Linked DNA regions of Mus musculus: region 1 is linked to region 2. A link is a loop called in an ENCODE intact Hi-C map of the cell type or tissue named here. Cell type or tissue: left cerebral cortex. All regions are shown on one strand.

Region 1 (4,000 bases), 43 kb before region 2:
TCCTCTGGATTCTGGGATTTTATACACCTAGCAATATTCTGGGGTGTCTTTTCCAGTGAGTATATTTTCTTTCTTTTTTATTTATTATGGCAAAATACTCATAAAAAGAACCAATTTAACTGTACAGTTTGGTGACATTACCTATTAACAACACTATGCTATTACCATTATGCATTCTAGAGCTTTTACTATCTCGAATATGGAACCACATACTTGTTTTTTTGTTTGTTTGTTTGTTTTGGTTTTGTTTTTTTCGAGACAGGGTTTCTCTGTATAGCCCTGGCTGTCCTGGAACTCACTTTGTAAACCAGGCTGGCCTCAAACTCAGAAATCCGCCTGCCTCTGTCTCCCGAGTGCTGGGATTAAAGGCATGAGCCACCACGCCCAGCCACATACTTGTTAAAAACAATACTAGGCTCTGGAAAGATGCTCAGAGCATTTGGGTTCAATTCCCAGCACCCACATTGTGGCTTACAGCCATCTTTAATTCCAGTTCCAGGGGTCTAGTGCCTTTGTATAGTCTCCAAGAGTACCAGGCAGACATGCAGGAAAAACAGCATGCACAAAGTGATTCCCATTTTCCTCTCCTGTGTTGCTATACTCTCTGTCTTCTTGAATTTGCCCTTTCCCATTAGTCTAGGGTTTTCAAGGTCATCCCTGCTGTAGCAGGTGTCAGGCTTTCCTTTAAATATTTGGCCATATTTCATGGCATGAATGAATACTGTATTTTTAGTTCATGTAACTTGTATACAACTTATAAAATTAGGTTACAATATAAAGAGGTAGTAGTGACTGTCAGCTTGAAACCTGACTATGGGGTCACTACCTCCGTGAAGCGCTGTCCTGACCTTGGAGTAGAAATGATGAGCACTGTGTGGGCTGTGTGGCCAGCACCTTCCTCCTGCTGGAGGAACCTGAGCTGCTTGTACTTCAGCATCCTAGAACCTTTCCCCATGCAATGTTCCCTTGTTATCCTCCTTCTGTTCTGTTCTGTTCTGTTCTGTTCTGTTCTGTTCTGAGACAGGTCTCATGAAGCCCAGGCCTTAGAGTTCTGATCCTCCTGCCTTCATATCCCTGATGCTGGGATTACAGATGTGTGTCATCATGCCTGGTTTATGCTGTGCTGGGGATGGAACCCAGGGCTTCATGAATGCTAGGCAAACACTCTACCACATGATCCGTATTCCCATCCTTCTTGGGATCATCTCTTAATATCTATAGTTTATTCCTGATATTGATAATTTGTGTTTATCCTGTCTCCTTCCCCTCCCTCTCCCTTTTAGTCCATTCCTTGAACTTTAAAGTATGCTTGGCTAGCTTATCTGTTTTATTAATCTTAAAGACAAACCAACCCTTCCCCCTTCCCTATATAGTCAACATTTATTTTAAGGTCTAAAAACATTAAGACTAATTAAAGCAAAATGACTGTTATTGCTTTAAAAGACAAACAAATAAATAAACCAATTTTTCTCCTTTATATGAGTATTTTGCCTGCATGTATGTTGATGTACTATATGTGTGCAGTGCCTGTGGAGGCCAAAAGAGGGCATCAGAGCCCCTGAGACTGTAACATCTGTGCTAGGACCAAACTGGGGTTCTCTGGAAAGAGCAGCAGAGCCCCTGAGACTGTAACATCTGTGCTAGGACCTAACTGGGGTTCTCTGGAAAGAGCAGCCAGGGCTTGTAACTGCTGAGCCACCTCTGCAGCCTCTGGCTGTCTTCTCTGAAGCAACACATTCATTGACTGTTTTAGTTAGCATACAAGAGTGTGTTTAGGATGGCCATGCCATCTGTGTACACTGCCATCTGCTGCTCCTTGACATGTCATCTTTATTTTTTTTAAAGATTTATTTATTTCATGTATATGAGTACACTGTAGCTGTCTTTAGACACACCAGGAGAGTGTATTGGATCCCATTACAGATGGTTGTGAGCCACCATGTGGTTGCTGGCAATTGAACTCAGGACCTTTGGAAGAGCATTCTGTGCTCTTAACCTCTGAGCCATCTCTTCAGCCCCTCATCTTTATTTTTAACGTAGTCTGATTTAGTGATTTTTGGGGGGGGGGTGTCTGCATGAAAAATAGCGTCTATCCAAAGGTCACAAGGAGGTTGTGACACTTTACCTTATATTGTACTGTGCAGTTTGCCTGGAATGAATTTTGATCTTTATTGGTGAAGGGTTTTTGGTTTTTTTTTTGTTTGTTTGTTTTTTGTTTTTTTATTTTCAGAAACACTTTTTTTTTTTTAAAGATTTATTTATTTATTACATGTAAGTACACTGTAGCTGTCTTCAGAAGAGGGCGTCATATCTCGTTACAGATGGTTGCGAGCCACCATGTGGTTGCTGGGATTTGAACTCTGGACCTTCGGAAGAGCAGTCGGGTGCTCTTACCCACTGAGCCATCTCACCAGCCCCAGAAACACTTTTTAAAAAAATATTTATTTATTATTATAAATAGGTACACTGTAGCTGTCTTCAGACATACCAGAAGAGGGTGTCAGATCTCATTATGGGTTGTTATGAGCCACTGTGTGGTTGCTGGGATTTGAACTCAATACCTTTGGAAGAACAGTCAGTGCTCTTAACCACTGAGCCATCTCTCCAGCCCAGTTTTTTTTTTTTTTTTATTCCCTCCTTCCATATTTACCTCATACTTTCATTGAAAAGAGCCTTACCAGGGCTTGAGAGGGTGGTTCAGTCATGAGGACAGGAATCCATATACTCATCTGCCCTGTAAATGTAAATGTAAATAGGAGCAGAAGCCCACCTGTAACCCTGGCACTCAGGAGGCAGAGATAGGGTATCCCTGGGCCATGACTAGCTAGACTAGCTGAGTCCTGGAGTTCAGAGTTCAAGTGAGGAAACCTGCCTCAGTGCCTATGGCAGAGAGAGATGAAGACACCTGGTACCAACCTCTGGCCTCTACATGCACACTGCACGCACGTGCCCGCGAGTGTCTGGGAGCTCTATGTTTTGTTAATTCACTGCCAAGTTTGTCCCATTATGCCATCTACATCACCTGTATCCCTGTAGCTTTAAAGCCAATCTTAGTATCTGATAGAAGGAAGCATCCAGCTTTACATACAGTGCTGGCTTGGCTTCCTCTTTTTCCTTTCCATACACAATTTAGAATCAGTTTTGTTCATTTCTAGATCCAGTTAAAGATACTCAAAGCTTTTTTTCTAGGATGGCATTGTGTTTATTGATCACTTTGATCCTGGGCCTAGTAAAGTAACATAAAGACTGGAGGAGGCCTGTTCCCTTGGTGGACGTGCAGCACCAGGTATGTTGTGGTTTCCAGCTGCTTTCATGTCCATCTTTTCCTGATCTTTGGCTTTTAGAACGTTCTATTTTCCTTTGAACTCAATCCTTGGTCTTGCTGATAAAAATCCTGTTCGTATAGTTTCATGTGTCAAGAAATCTGATTCCTGCCGGACAGTGGTGGCTCACGCCTTTAATCCCAGCACTTGGGAGGCAGGGGGCAGGCGGAGTTCTGAGTTCGAGGCCAGGCTGGTCTACAGAGTGAGTTCCAGGACAGCCAGAGCTACACAGAGAAACCCTGTCTCAAAAAACAAAACAAAACAAACAAACAAAAAATTCCGATCTCCCCCCTTCCCCCTTTTTTTTCAGATTAGGTGTTCAGTACATGTGGAATGAGAGTTTACTTTGTGTTGGGCACTGTGTGTGTCTGATATAACAGCAGGAAACACAAGCATCAGCTAGTGGTGGCTCTTTGTGCCCAGTTGACTTGCCTGGAAACCCCCATTGTCACCTGCTTGGGAGAGTAGTTATTGCCTGGACTGTGTGGGCTGTGTTCCTGCGGTAGGGTCATTGTTAAGCAGAGCACACTCCCACGTGGTTCAGCAGTGCCTTTATCTCCTTTTGCTGATTATTGAGCGCTAGTGGCTTAGTCAGACAGCTCCCAGGTTTGCCCTGATATGGTAGTTCCTCTGACCTTGAAGAACTCCTGATCTTTACCTCCAGCTGCTTATGGCCT
Region 2 (4,000 bases):
GAGCTACAACCCTAGCCCAGACCTTCATTCCTGAAGAGTATCTAGAACTCTGAGTTATCTGGTTGGTTGTCTCCTGCCTTACTGCAGACTTTAGAAGTATTCTGAACAGTAGTATGGTTAATCGGCTCTTAACTTCCGGGTGGGTGCATGTGTGCTTCTCGCTACCGCCCCAATGTTGTGGATTCTTGAATGAAAGAAAGAAAGACAGACAGACAGACAGACAGACAGACACACACACACACACAGAGCCTTATTTTTTCTTGTTTTTTTTTTTAAAGATTTATTATTTATTATATGTATGTACACTGTAGCTGTCTTCAGACACTCCAGAAGAGGGAGTCAGATCTCGTTATGGATGGTTGTGAGCCACCATGTGGTTGCTGGGATTTGAACTCCGGACCTTCGGAAGAGCAGTCGGGTGCTCTTACCCACTGAGCCATCTCACCAGCCCCTTGTTATTTTTTTTATTAGGTATTTTCTTCATTTACATTTCAAATGCTATCCCAAAAGTCCCCTATATCCTTCCCCCCCTTCCCTACCCACTCACTCCCACTTCTTGGCCCTGGTGTTCCCCTGTACTGAGGCATAATTTGCAAGACCAAGGGGCCTCTCTTCCCAATGATGGCCAACTAGGCCATCTTCTGCTACATATGCAGCTAGAGACATGAGCTCTGGGGGTACTGGTTAGTTCATATTGTTGTTCCATCTATAGGGTTGCAGACCCCTTTAGCTCCTTGGGTACTTTCTCTAACCTCCTCCATTGGGGGCCCTGTGTTCCACCCAATAGCTGACTGTGAGCATCCATCCACTTCTGTGTTTGCCAGGCACTGGCATAGCCTCACAAGAGACAGCTATATCAGGGTCCTTTCAGCAAAATCTTGCTGGCATATTCAATGGTGTCTGCGTTTGGAGGCTGATTATGGGATGGATCTCTGGGTGTGGCAGTCTCTAGATGGTCTATCCTTTCGTCTCAGCTCCAAACTTTGTCTCTGTAACTCCTTCCATGGGTGTTTTGTCTTATTTTTAATATGCCCTAAGCAGCTCAATGGTTGGGCCGCTCCCAAACTTCCATGTTGCTAACGCCTCCCCTCCGATACTCTTGAATTATTACTTACTAAACTGTATTTTATCTTTGTTACCCCAGGCCCGATGGGGTAGATTCCTGTGTAATTTGGGAATCCAAATAACATAAGCAATAAACTAAATTGACAACAATATTCTTTCTTTTTTAAAGATGTGTTTTATTTTGAGCTCTGTATTTGAGTCTGTGTCTTTATGGGTATGAGCATGTGAGTACAGAGTCCCCAGAGGTCAGAGGTGTTTGCAATCCCTGGAGCCAGAGTTTCAGGCAATTGTGAACCAACTGACATGGGTGCTGGGAACCAAACTCAGGTTCTCTGAAAAAGCCATCCTCACTTTTAGCTGTGAAGCCTGTGTGGGTCCAAGTGTAACTTTCTTGATCATCATATTTTCTGAAAAATCAGTGTTCCCTTTCTTTGTTAGATCATTCTATGGTTGCTTTCAGTGTTTGCTCTTAAAGTGACCATGGTGGTGTCTGTCTGCAGTTTCAGCTTCCCAGAAGGCTGACACAGGAAGATGTGGCTTTGAAGCTGGCCTGGGCAACAGTAAAACTCTATCTTAAGAAACAAACAAACAAACAAACAAACACACACACAACTTAACAAAGGCCTAGGGTGTTTGATGTGGCTTGCTTTGTTTCTTCTTGTGCTCATTTAGTGGTTTACGTCGGGTTTCTATATGTCATTAAGTGTAGCCGGTATGCATCCTTGTTTTTTTCTGAGTCCCACATTCTTTTTCTGCTTTTTACAAGTCTAGCTTTCCATATTGGCCTCTTGGTATCATCTAGAACTTACTCTGGGTTATTTATTTATTTATTTTTAGTCTTTTTTTTTTTTTTCTCTTGTTTGCATTGGTTTTCTATCTGTGACTCCCTTTGGGAAGTGGGCAGAGACTCACTGTGTAGGCCAAGGCTGGTCTTGCATATGTGCATACCCAATTCTCTGCCTCTCCCACATGCTGGGATGGCAGCTGGGAGCCTCCGTGCCATTGGCTGCTCCTGCCCATCTCTCTCAGTATTCCACTCCTCCTCCTCCTCCCTCTCTCATCAGCTCTTAGGCACATTTAGTGAATTTTTTATTTCTTGTGTTTTATTTTTTCAGTTCTGGAATTTCCATTGAGTCTCTGTGTTGTCTCTGTCCCCTGCTGGGGTTCCTGACCTACTGCAGTGAGATTTTCACTCACTCATTGGAACCTCCAGTCACCCATGCCACAGCTGGGAGAGCTGCTCCAAACCAGGAGGACCTTGTCTGGGCTACACAGTGGCATGGTTTCCCCAATGCCTTATGTGGCCAGCATTTCTGATTGCATCCTGGATGGTCTCAAGTTCCGTCGTGGGAATTCTGGATTCGTTTAGTCTTCTCGAGAGACACAGTGAGGGCTGCAGCTCCCAGCTTCCCTTCCAGGGTTACGTCACTCCTGTCAAGACTCACAGTTCCTGGCTTCCCCTTTCTGACTCACCAAGCCAGGGATACTGAGCTTTCTCGATGGGGCTGTGCTGGCAAAATCACAGACAGCTGGGAAAGGCAGTAATTTAGAAACACAATGATAAGTAAAATTATTATAAAGACGACTTTGTAAAAATATGGAACATTTTGTGAACACAAGTCCCCAAAATGTCAGAAAGCTCAGAAAGTTAATAAGTCTCGTTGATGATAAAGAGGAAAGAGATTTGGTGTCTGAGTGGGTAACTCAGTCATTTTACAGACAGGAGACTCAAATGCTCCTTTTCTATTTTGTTTATCATCTATTTGTAGTTATTCCTTTGTGTGTGTGTGTCTGTGTGTGTGTGTGTATGTGCACTCGCATGTGCGCCTTATTCCTTTGTGTGTGTGTGTATGTGCACTTGCATGTGCGCCTGTGCTAGCTGTACATGTGTGTGTGTGTGCACTCGCATGTGCGCCTGTGCTAGCTGCACATGTGTGTGTTCCTGAAGGCTGAAGCAGGATATCAGGTGTCCTTCTCTATCATCTATACTATTTCTTTGAGACAGGGTTTCTCATTTGAACTTGGAGCTCAGCTGATGACAGGCAAGCCCTCCGTCTCCTCATCTCTGTTCCGTCTAGTGCGAGGTTGTGGTGTGGCCACACCCAGCTTTTTAAAGTGAGTACTGGGAGCTGAACTTGGGTTCTCATGCTTGTACAGCAAGTGCTGTTATCCACCGAGCCATCTCTCTAACCCTACTTACTGGTTCTCCTAAAAGATGTATCTGTCCTTTGCAGGGGTAAAGCTATTGATGTTTGACGTGTTCAACATTGCCAGCAACTAGGACACAATTCGTCAGTATTCCTTAGAGTTGAACAGTTTTCTTAAGGAATAAATAGATAAATCACATTTGTTGTAGACATATTCATATTTCTTCATGTAATTTGTATTAATTATCAGCTAATTAAAGTTTAGTAGCTGCTGTGGTGGCATATACCTGTAGTTCCATCAGGTGGGAGGTAAACACAGATCAGGACTTCAAGGCCATCTTTGCTGAATGCTGAATACCAGACTAGTCTGGGCTAACTGAGACCCTGTCTTGAAAATAAATAAAAATTTCTAGGCACAAGAGAAACCCAAGAATTGTTTACCTTTCCCCGTCCATAAACATTGTCACTTAAACAGGTTTTCTGGGATGAAATATGTAAGACTGTAACATGGCTTAGAGGGAGGCCCTTTAAAGGACATATAATGGGCAGTGTCGTCTCTCTCATCATCAGAATCATAAACAGTCGGATTCAATAGCATGCATGTTTGTGTGTGGAAAGACATTTGCAGTGGGGCCGGAAGGCTCAGCAGTTAGGAATGCTTGCTGCTTTTACAGAGGATCCAGGTTCAGTTCCTAGCATACACATCTGACAGGCTTAACCAGCTGTTCTGTGACTGCAGCTCCAGGGGGTCCAGCACTTCTTCTGGCTTTCACAGGCACCTGTATAGA

The links. A loop is a pair of places that touch in the nucleus more often than their neighbours do. Peaks named below come from ENCODE experiments on the same cell type or tissue, not always from the same donor. Only the 100,000 strongest peaks of a DNase experiment are listed, where the experiment ranks them.
Region 1: a loop joins it to region 2, with 2.0 times the contacts of the local background. A loop is called at or near these places in 1 of 42 quality-filtered maps.

The regions. Positions count from the first base shown.
Region 1 is chr2:31,696,862-31,700,861 of GRCm38, forward strand. It overlaps a transcript of Abl1 not described here. Among named protein-coding and RNA genes, the nearest start is that of Gm13427, 10 kb to the left of the region's middle. In left cerebral cortex, a CTCF peak has its summit at 1,540 (motif pointing right); no DNase peak of the experiment used is centred here.
Region 2 is chr2:31,739,881-31,743,880 of GRCm38, forward strand. It overlaps a transcript of Abl1 not described here. Among named protein-coding and RNA genes, the nearest start is that of Abl1, 18 kb to the right of the region's middle. In left cerebral cortex, a CTCF peak has its summit at 2,234; DNase peaks (open chromatin) are centred at 2,047 and 2,487; H3K27ac peaks cover 443 bases.